Regions from separate parts of the Homo sapiens genome. Here region 1 is linked to region 2. A link is an interaction called in ENCODE POLR2A ChIA-PET data of the cell type or tissue named here. Cell type or tissue: MCF 10A. All regions are shown on one strand. Links, peaks and the distances in the headings refer to the core of each region. The heading gives the core; the rest is flanking DNA.

Region 1 (5,377 bases), core at 257-5,256, 55 kb after region 2:
AACGATCACTCGAAGAATATTGTTCCCTCAATCAAGAAAAATGCCCATTGGGTTTTGTTATTTGATGTTATTTGATGACAGAGACCTATTGTTTTTCCATTTTTCTTTTTTTGTTTTCCGTGGCACCTATGGAATTAAGCAATATAAAAAATCTATTATTTCAGATGTTCACGTCTAATGAATTTCATGTGAAATACTGGCAGTATAACCCCAAATAGAGGAAATTTGTGAAGAGTGGATGCTGCAGGGCATGAGACATCTGCACAGAGTTCATCTCTTCCAGCATCTTGCATGTCCCAAGCACTGCCCTGCCAGGCAGAGAATGCTGCAGATCACGGCAGTGAATTCCAGTTGTTCAGAGCACATTTGACTTCCAAATTCTCAAGGCCACAGATTTGAGGACAGAACAATATTTGCATTTGAAATTGGAAGATTATTTTTTGCACAAGTGCCTATATGCTATATAGAGTTTGCCCACTCTGCATTATCTTCCCCCTGTTCCCCCGTTATCTGGCACAAGCTATTCAAAAGACACGCCTACTTGTAAAATAAATGGTTTGCAAACTAAGGAAAATACTTAAATCTCATGTAAATGGTACTATACTATGTATAAAAATGTGAAGAAACACAGAACAGCTCATGAACACCTCCACTGCTGTATAAAAGAACCATCTTTTTTCTGGCTCCTATTGGATGCCTTAGAAAAATCTGTATTTCCTCTTTAGTTATTGTGTTTGAAAGATGAAGTTGAGACAAAAGTTCTATTCTTTTTAAGTTGGCAGAACTTCTGAAAGGTGATTTTTAGCTGCAGTGTGACTCATTCCAAATGCAGAAATCTCTGACCCTGAGTTAGTCTATTTGTCATGCAAGAGCCTAGAAAAGCCCTGAGTGATAAGAAATGGCCATAGGCCATTCCCACAGAATTTTCAACAAAAATAGAATCATGCTTATGTTCTAGTCATGACTTAGAACTTATAACTCATGTTCGGAACTGTCCATGTTCACGCACAGGGGCCGTATCACTCCGCCAGAGCTGCCCTGGGTGCCGGTGTGCAGAGGGGTCCGAGAGTGACTGTCTCTTCCTCTGTTGTCGAATGTGTGGGTTATCTCCATAAATGGCTGCCATGAGCATCCTTGTTCACACATTTTTAGGTACTTGAGTGAGTGTCTGTGGAATAATTTTGGGAAGTGAAATCTGTGGTCAGAGGTTTGTGAGTTTTACATGCTACATTTTCAGAAGTTGAGAAATAGCAGTAGGCTGAAGGCAAGTCGCCATGCCTGGAATTCATGAACACTAGTTGAAAGAACTGGCGTGAGTTAGTCATGACAGGAGAGATGGGGAAGGGAGTTGCAGGTAGGAGGGCCATCTTCAAATTCTCAAAGTATAGTCACTCCAAACCAAAATTCGATTTAATCTGTAGGACTCCATTCTCAAAGCACAGTCACTCCAAACCGAAATTCGATTTAATCTGTAGGACTCCAGGTGGCAGAATAAGAGGCAATGGATGGGTGGAAGCGAAACAGGGCCAAAGTTTGACTTCATGTGCAACTTCCTAAGGAGTGATTTGAACTCCACAAACATGAACTAAGCACCTCAACACAGGCTGGGCAAGTTGCTGTTCTTTTGGAGCTTACATCTTAGTGGGGAAAGAGAAATGCCTATGTAAACATATAAATCAGCAGGATACATTGTGAGGACGGTCATTGCTCAGTGAGACTGCAATAGAGTGATACGCTGGAGGGGGCTGCAAGGGAGAAGGTGGGAGGGACAGCATTTAGCAGAATGAGCAGCACAGTCCCATAGGAAGAAGAATTTATTGCCTCCTTAGGCAAATAAATTCCCAAACCTTGAACATCAGAAAGGAAATAGATTAATGTGCACAGAGGATTAAATTATGTGATCTGCAAAGTCATTTAAAATCTATTTCCACATAAAACATATTAATGCAACCTAAACAAAAGGGGTCTGGATACCCTCATCTTCTTCCCAAGCATCAAGTCTTTCTATAGTTAAACTGAGATGCTTTTATTCTTGGAAAATTTTAAGGACTATCTACAGCAATGGAAGAATCGGGTGTTGGGATGTGTTCCCAGGTAATAATGACTGCAGGCTGATTTGGCCCTTGAGGTGTGGCCTCATGGCCCTCTCCAAAAAAAATCAAGGACCTGCTACAAAGCACAAAGCCGACTGCAATGCTTGCTGCTTACTGGTTAGGGCAGCTCCTCTTTGCCAGCGACCAAGCAGAAAGCAAGACAAGACAGGTTCTGAAGCAGTAATTCAAAGCCTTCCTCGCTTTCCCATGTGAGTCATTGCTAGTCAGAATATTACCTTTGCAGAGAGGCTTAATTCCAAATTTGCTCTTAAAGGGATATCCTCTCCTGGTTTAGGTATAAACTTTTGACTCACAGGACAAATTCTATCATTCCTTTGGGCCTAGGATTGCATTTATTTCCATGACAAAAGGGCCTGTCTGGTGTTTCAGCAAATGAAAACAAAAATATAAAGCCCATCTCCTTTTGAATGAGCTCTAAAACAGTTCTCCACTGGACTTCAGAACAAGAGGGAGCTCTGGGCTGCTGGCTGGTTGTGCATTTGCTGTGGGTTCCCTCCGGCAGGCGACCTCTCCGCGCTGAGAAGGTTATCCGGATAACCAAGTAAGAAAGTACATGAGGAGGCACAGAAAGAAAAATGTGAGAGATAACAGCATAAACACACAGTGTATGTTGTTATGAGGCATCACATGATGAGATACTGCTGGGGAGGGAAGAAGTGAGGAGATTCCTAGGAATCTTATGAGAATTTCCAGAGACAACAAGTTTTGAGCTTTTTTTTAATTTAGAAAATTTACCTTATTTTTAAAAGAATATGTAACATATCCCATGCTATAAAATTCTAGACATAGTAGATTTAAAACAGCATAATGGAAAATATAAATATCTATTTTCTTTTCCTATTTATGTATTCTGTGCCAGTAGGAATGTAGCCAAAAAGAGAGAAAAGGGGTCTCTGCAGACATGGATGTCTCTGTGACTTGATCACTGCTAACCCAAGAAGATAATAAAGCAGAAGCATGTATCCAGGTTGCTGCAGCCAAGCCTGCCCGGTCTGCGGGGCGTCCTCACACATGGGGCAGCTCTCCCACCCCACACACTGGGAAAGGCGGACAGAGGCTGGGCAAAGCCCCCAATTTTCGTTGGCACTGACCCCGATGATTTATAGGCCTTTGTTTCCCATGTTAAATGTCTTACGATCATTAAATTATTTATAGCTCAATTAGCATGTGTCCAAAACCAGGAAGTTCATAGGAGACTGTGTGACTGGGAATTAAGGAGCAAAGCAACTTTCCAGTCTGTGATTTACTGGGTTTCCATTCTGTTTCCTGTTCGGATCCGGAAGTAGAATTTCAAATATTGCTTTTCATGCTTTATTTGGGACCGATTTTAGCCCCGCTCTCCTTTCTCTTGCCATTCGCTGGCCATTAGCCACCAGCCTCTGCACAATGACCAGCTGGCCCCTGGCAGATCTTGGGCCCAGGTGTGAAGTCGCTGGAGAAGCATTTCAGGGCCAAGATGGGAGTGATTTCATTTTCCATTGACACTATGCAGAAATGAAGGGGATTCAAGTGCCTTCAGAAAAGCTTCCTTCCAGCGAATGGAGTTTTGGGGGTTTTCCAGACTTGCAACTGCTTTTATTCTTGGAAGCATCATTGTTGCTTTTTCCCCCCTTCCATTTATATCCCAGGAACTGATTCAGAAACCATAGAAATTGGATTTGGAATCGCTGAATGCTAGCAGACAGCTGACTGCACTCTTCCCAAGAAACCCTGCCAGCTGGGTTCGGGTATCGCGCGGTGTGTGCTCTCTCTGCCTGGCCCGCTGAGTCCTCTAACTCTAATGGATTCCTTCTTACACCAAAGTGCACTAGAACTAAAGTGTTTTGCTTCATTCTTTAGACATTTTGTGGTTTAGGGCTCAATCAGCCAGGGTATGATTTGCAATCCACAGTAACCGGTTTCAGAGCAGCTGCCCAGCGAGGCAGGTTTCATCTCGCTTGCTAGACGTTTTGTTTTTTTTTTTTTCTAAACCTCACACCTTTTATTTATTAGACTTGGATTCCAGTTTCCTGAGCCTGTTTGTGCCACTGATTAGACAGGCTTGAAGCAGAACCCACCAGGCTTCCTGAATAAAATGCAGCAGTGATTGTATTAGGGGGTTTTAAATTGCTCAAAATACTGTCTAAAAAACACTAAAAATCATGTTACTTTCTAGATTGAATAAAATCCTATAGAAATGAATTCCTGGACTTGATATGTAGCAAGCTGGCATTGGCTCGGGAGTGAGTGGGCTCAGTTAAGTGAGCTAAGATGAGATGGTGCACAGGCGAGCACCCACCTGAGGAGTGTTTGGATGTTATGATAGCCAGCTCCTCTGTAAAGACCTGTCCTTCTATGTCAGCAGCCCAGCAGATAAATGACGTGTAAATACCACATTTAGGAGGGCTTATGATGATGCCAATTAATGGAGACCTTTTTGAAACAGGAAGGAGGTGAAACATATTCCTTTGCTTCTACATCACTGTGTGCCAGGCACTGTTTACAGCATCTCGTTTAACCAGCAGTCACCACCTGACGGATGGCTGATGTGGGGTGGGGTCCCAGGGTGGGATTGCGTGATGGGCTTGGGGTCTCTGGCTGATGGGTGCCAGAGCTGGGACTGGAACTCCTGGCGTGACTGAGGCAGACACCTGGGCTACCCAGCCTCACCCACGACGCCCTCACTAAGTGACCCACAGGACTCACCGGAAGCAGGGCAGCAAGGTCCCCCTACAGAGGTCCCCACTGCAAACCGATACCCAGCTTAGACAGCAGTTCTGCAGTCGGCGTCTCACCCCTTCGGGTCTCATTGTGACTCACTTTGATAGCCACACGATTTAAGGGTGGTTCAGTAGTGATTTGATGAGTGCTGTGGCTCAGGGTCATTCCCCTGCCCAAGCATTTCAAATTCCAGAAGTTCATGCCCTGCATGGTGGGTGAAAAGTCTCAGGCCAACCATGAGCACACAGCAGCCAGGCGACTGAGGCAGCTGCCCGGGGTGGCACGTTGCTCAAACCCATCATTTGGAGTCAAAACAAACAGATGATTAGCTGGGGTGGTCACTTTCAATCAAGAGTTTTCACATCGCCTAGACATGGCCTCAGAATCAGGCCTGGTGTGGCCAGGGGCTGATCTCACAGTAGACAGGAAGTGTGGCCCGAGGGCCATGGCTGCCCCCTCAGAAGGCCCTGTGGAGTGGCTGGCCGAGCCTCAGCAGCCTCCTGTGAAGCGAGGAAGGGTCTTCCTGCCGGCCTCTGGAGATCAGTATGGGAATGCACAAGTAG
Region 2 (5,377 bases), core at 137-5,136:
TTGCGAAGCTCAGGTGCATGGATGCCTGGTGGAATGAGGAAGGGATGCAGCCAGGTAGAGAAATGCCCTGCCATCACTTGCATCAGCATCTGTGAAGAGCTGGCCAGGCTTTTGCTCACAGTGGTTGACACAGTCAAGGAGCAAGGGCCCCGTAGGAGAGGGGAGTCAAGGGCTCCGGGTGGGAATGGAGCTGGGGGCTGATGCTGGCTTCTGGAGCACTGTAATGTGACTGAGAAAGGTGAAGGAGCCGTTCTGAAAAAGAAGAAGGCAGGAGCTCGCACAGCTCTTGACTCATCTTGACTTCTTTTTCCTGCTTCATCCAAGCAGGTCGACTCTCTCGTGATCTCAGAGACAGAGTGAAGTCATGAGTGGGAGGGGAGCACAGAAAATAAGACCTTGATTCCCAGCATTGGGAGACTCCCTGCTCCCCTGAGTCTCGGAAAATAGCACCCTTCAAATGTTTTAGGGATCCAGATTTGATGAAGAGATGTTATTTTGGCTTTTAGATTCTTAGGAGAGATTTGTCTTTCTCAGGTCAGGAAGAAAATGCTGCCCGCTGCACATTCTTCGGGACAGACTCTTTTAATTATTACTAGTTTAATGTATGTTTTGCTTAGTTAAGGAAAACCCCTGTGGTTTCTTGACGTGCTTCAGTATTCTAACTCACAGCTGATTCAGTTCAGGGGGCTGGGGAGATGTCCTCGACCTCTGGAAAGGAGGGTGCATCTCTAGAAATAAGGCTAAGTATGCCACTGACACTGTCTGCATAAACGTGTGTGATCTCAGGTCCAAAGGATGGGGCCTGGTCTAAGCCAGGGACGTGGGAAATCATTTTCCTGTGGCAACTTGTGAAGACCATTCTGTGACCTTGGTGTCTCTGGGCCTTCTCTTAGATTTTCTAAGTTGGCTAGTCAGTGGAGCTGCCATCCCTCCTTTGCCCATGTTCTACTCCCAGAGTTCCTCCAAGAAATTGCGGAGCAATGCCTGTTTCATGAGAGCTGAGTTTGCTGTGTCTTCCACTTAGAAACAACACTGTGGACCAGGAGGACACACAGCTCCCAGGGCCATCACCACACAAAGTGAAGGCTGGTGAATCCGAGGCTTCTAGCCCTTGCCGGGCCAGGCCCGCAGCACTCCGCTCCCCAACCCAGCCGCTGCTTTGTCGCAGGAACCTCAGCAGGGCAGGGTGTTTCCTAGGAGGACATCCGATTCCCAGCCATTCCTTTCAGTGAATCACCTGAGCTCACATTCTTTTTTCTTTTATTTTTGAAGCTCTTAGCCAATCTGCTTCGCGATGAACCAGTTTTGCTTGAAGCAGACAAACCCGATTGTCAGGAGACAGTGATGATTTCTTCAGTCTCTGAGGAAGAGTTTTCATTTTCCCCAATTCGCAAAAAAAGTCAGGTCCCTCCCTCCCTCCCTCTCCGTAGAATATTTTCCATGTGTGTTAACAATGGCTGAGCGTGGTAGATGCCAGGAATTTCTGTCAACCCTCAAAGAGGAAAGCCCTGCCTAATGGTCTGCCCGTTCTTGTTCACTCCCTGCCCCAGGCTCCCCACCCGCCTTCTTTCTGGAAGGTATAAAGGCTCCTGCTTATACCTGGCACTGCACGCTTCGCTCCCTCTGATCTCCTGACTGTCATGCCCAGTGTCTCAGCCTATCATTCTACCTCTAACTCGACCTTGAGTGACCTTGAGCAAGTTTCTCAGGATTCCACCTCCAAGTCACTCTCCCTTTGGGATATGCAGCACTAAGTTAAGCTTGCCTGGAAAACATCACTTGAAGCTGGAAAACCACTTTTAACACAGCGGGAAAAGCTATTTGTTCAGACAGGAGTGGGGTGGGTCTGGGCAGAGCACTGCTCTAACTTGGCCATGCCGTGGCAGCAGCTCCTTTAATGCCACTTTTTCCTGGCGCGCCCGCGGGGCCTGGAGCTCAGAAAGAGGGGAACGCTCCCTCGTCTCTCAACAGTTGCTCCAGACAGGTCAGCAAACATGGAATTCAGAATGTTCATTAAACACTGGCTGTGTCTTTTGTGTTCAAAAGCAAGACACTCTCTCTGAACCATGGCCCCACAGAGAGTGCAGAATGTGTGAAACCTGCCGGGAAGGTCTGGACCCCTTGCGGGGCAGTGGGCAGCACCGTGCCTCCGTTCACACCACTCACATGGCTGTGCCTCTGCTTCCTTCTGGCATGGCTGCTTCTTCCTCAGGTCTCAACCATCTCCCTCAGATGCTCTTTCCCATGTTTGTGGCTACAGGTCCCCGTGACCTGCAGAGGCAGAGCACTCACCAGCAGCCCAGCCTCGTTGCGCACCCATGTTTGCATTTGCAGGCCCTAGAACCACTCCAAGCTCCGTGTGGCGAGATGCACCCTCCTGCCCTTCACTGGGGAGCTGCCCTCCTGTTCACAGCGGCACCTGAGTCACACATCTGGAGCCATCCTGGACTGCCTCATTTCCCCGATGGGGGGTTTCCCTGACTTCATCCATCCTGTCTTTTGGGTCCCCATAATAACTGACATGGGTCGGCCCGTACCAGCCCCTGTGAGAAGGGCTTTAACTGCCTTCCCACCCCCTGCTCATCTTAGAGTCTCTCTATAGTGCTGCTGAAAGAATCTCTAAATCAGTGGTTCTCAACCTCAGCCGCACATTGAGAATCACCTGGGACCCTTAAAAAAATCTTAACTCTTGGTCCAAGAATTCTATTACAATCGGTCTGGGATGGGGCCCTACAGGTATTTTTTTAAAGCTCTCCAGTTGGTAATGCATAGCTAGAGTTGAGTATCGCTGTTCTAACGTGCAGATCTGGTCATGTTACCAGCCTTTTAGGTGGTCTTCTTTGGCTTTCTCTATCTAAAGTTCAAAACCGAACATGTGCGCATTCAGTGCACCCATTTTCAACTGTGCATTAACACATTCAGCCCACCAGCAAGATTTATGAACCATTTTCTGCTGTTGTATATAACATATCATATGCATAATGGCATAGGTTATTGTTTTCTTCAAAATATATGAGATGTGAGTCCTTCTACGAACTGACTCACACTGATTGCCCAACTTCCTCTCTCGAGGTCTCATCCTCTTTCCCTGCAGCCGTCTCCCTCTTGCACGCACACACACACACACACACCACACACACACACACACCACACACACCAGGGTCGATGCCATCTACCCTGGACTTCATCTTGAACTCCTTCGAGTGTGAGTCATTACTCCTTTGTGCACCTCTGCTTTCTCTTCTCAAGATGTTCACCTGCTTGAGGTCAGTTCCTTGAGCGTCTTCCACTTGCCATGTTCACCACAGTGCTCAACATGCCTGAATGCATGGATGGCGACTTCTCAGATCCTCAGTCTCCTCATCTGGGTAATAAGGCATTGGGTTGGCGGGTCCATCTGGTTTCTTCCAGCTCTGAGAGTGCATTTGCTCTGTGATTCATTCGTTCCACAACACTTCACCAATTAAAGAGAGGGTACAAAAGGTGAACATCCTTGGCTCCCAGCAGATGCTCCTCAAAACCTGAAAAATCAGATAGGTGAGGGAAGATTGAATGAAAGGCCTCTTATGATTCTGCAGCAATTTTGGTGGTTTAAGAACTCTATGGAAAAATCATCAGTATTTCTGGAATTGAAGTAAAATGGATAGTGAGCCTCTGTGTATGTGAAGGCCCGCATCTGGAACATGAAAGAACCTGTCTGATGTGTTCTAGTCAGGAAAGCAGGTAGCCAATACTATTTATAGAATTTACAGAAACTGAAGATTTTGTTTCTACTGATTTTCAAAATAGTATTATGTCTGATTTTTTTCCTCAGAAATATACTTCCTGCTCTTCTCAACAAACTCATTTGAAAATATGATTAGAACATGATAGAATTTTACTCATTTGCCAACTGCGGTTCCCATTTCACATATTGTTAGAATTCTGCATGGTGGCTTTGCCCTTTAACCACTAACTGATAAATGATGTAGTTAGCTTTTAAATGTGTGGAAAAATATAATTTCAGGTTCAACCATAGGTCAGAAGTACACGTGTTTTGTTAGTCTATTTGTCTCTCAGTCATCTCATGGAAAATTCTCAGCTTTTGGTATGGAAATAATTTTCTTGAAGGCAATATTTGTTGAGTGACTGACGGAATGAAAAACGCCAGTTGCGTAAGTGTGAAAAAGATCTGGGTGTTTTCATTGGATCCAAATTCCACATGAGCCAACAACAGCGTGGTGTGGAGGCTGGAGCACATTAATAAGAACAGTGTCCTAAATTCAGGAGGTAATGCTCTGCCCATGCCCTGTGCAGCTCAGACGGTGTGTGCAGTGCAGTATGTAACCCAGGGCACATTTCAGGGGCCCACAGGGAGCTGCAGCTTGTAAGGTGGAGTGCAGCCAACAGAGCAGAGAGTCAGAATCCCCGCAGAGTGGTTGAAGGCACAAGGATGCGCAGCAAGGAAGACAGACTTATAGGTGGTGCGACTGCCATCCTCTGGTACTGAAGGTGCTATCATGGAGGGAGGGAAGTAGATTGACCCTCCTGGCTCCAGAGTACGGAACTCAGACAAACGGTCAGAAGCTTACAGGGAGGCCAATTTTGGATCAACTTTAAGAAGAATTTTTTAAAAGCTAGAGCAATCCTAAAATGGAATTTGCTCTTTATAAAGTTGCGAATGCCTCACCCTGGAATTGCTTAAGCAAAGTTGGGACGGGCAGTTGTGAGTAATCTCCTTTCCAATCCATACCCGCAATCACCAGAAACGTGGACTTCCCTGACACTGAGCACCTCTTAATTAAGCATCTCATAAGTGAACAAAACCCAGCCCTTCAAAGAAGTCACTTTATTTATGTGTGGGTCTGCAGCTTGGATTTCTTGATAATGTTAAATAAAACTCCATCTACTCTTCCACAAACACTTCAAGAAACCTAAGACTTTTGGCCAGAGTAACACCGAGGTTTGAGAGAAAGGATATGTGTGTGAGAGGTGTGGTTTCATTAGAACATATTATTTGACTTCATGTTGAATCAACACTTTTGTGCAAAATGCAGTTTTACCAGCCTCTTTCCTTGTTTTGGTCACATAATTTAACTTAACATTCTCGGTACTTGATTTTCTAACATAAAATGGGATTGAGAGGGGAATTTTGAAGTTCCCATGGTCTGTCCTCTACATTCTGACAGCTCATTATCTCTGCGGTATTGTTCTCACATTTAAGTGAGGTTAGCGGAGGCAGAGGCCTCTCAGGCCTGAAGATAGCCTCTGTTTTCAGGGAAATACTAGACTGTGAGATCTGTGACACTGAAGCACTAAGTTCATCTCACAAAAGCAACGTGCTCTTTTTAAATGGTTGATCAAAGTTACTTTCAAAAGGAAGTGTTAGTTTTTGTTA

Evidence for each region. ChIA-PET counts read pairs that join two places held together with the same protein. Peaks named below come from ENCODE experiments on the same cell type or tissue, not always from the same donor. Only the 100,000 strongest peaks of a DNase experiment are listed, where the experiment ranks them.
Region 1: POLR2A ChIA-PET joins it to region 2 with 5 read pairs; 8 of 35 experiments call an interaction of 5 or more read pairs at or near these places.

The regions. Positions count from the first base shown.
Region 1 is chr7:55,107,304-55,112,680 of GRCh38, forward strand. The region is part of intron 1 of EGFR (epidermal growth factor receptor); the gene reads left to right. Among named protein-coding and RNA genes, the nearest start is that of EGFR-AS1, 79 kb to the right of the region's middle. In MCF 10A, for the core only: no CTCF peak of the experiment used is centred there; DNase peaks (open chromatin) are centred at 848 and 2,248.
Region 2 is chr7:55,052,593-55,057,969 of GRCh38, forward strand. All of the region lies in intron 1 of EGFR (epidermal growth factor receptor), which reads left to right. Among named protein-coding and RNA genes, the nearest start is that of EGFR, 36 kb to the left of the region's middle. In MCF 10A, for the core only: no CTCF peak of the experiment used is centred there; DNase peaks (open chromatin) are centred at 3,069, 4,169, 4,399, 4,689 and 1 weaker place.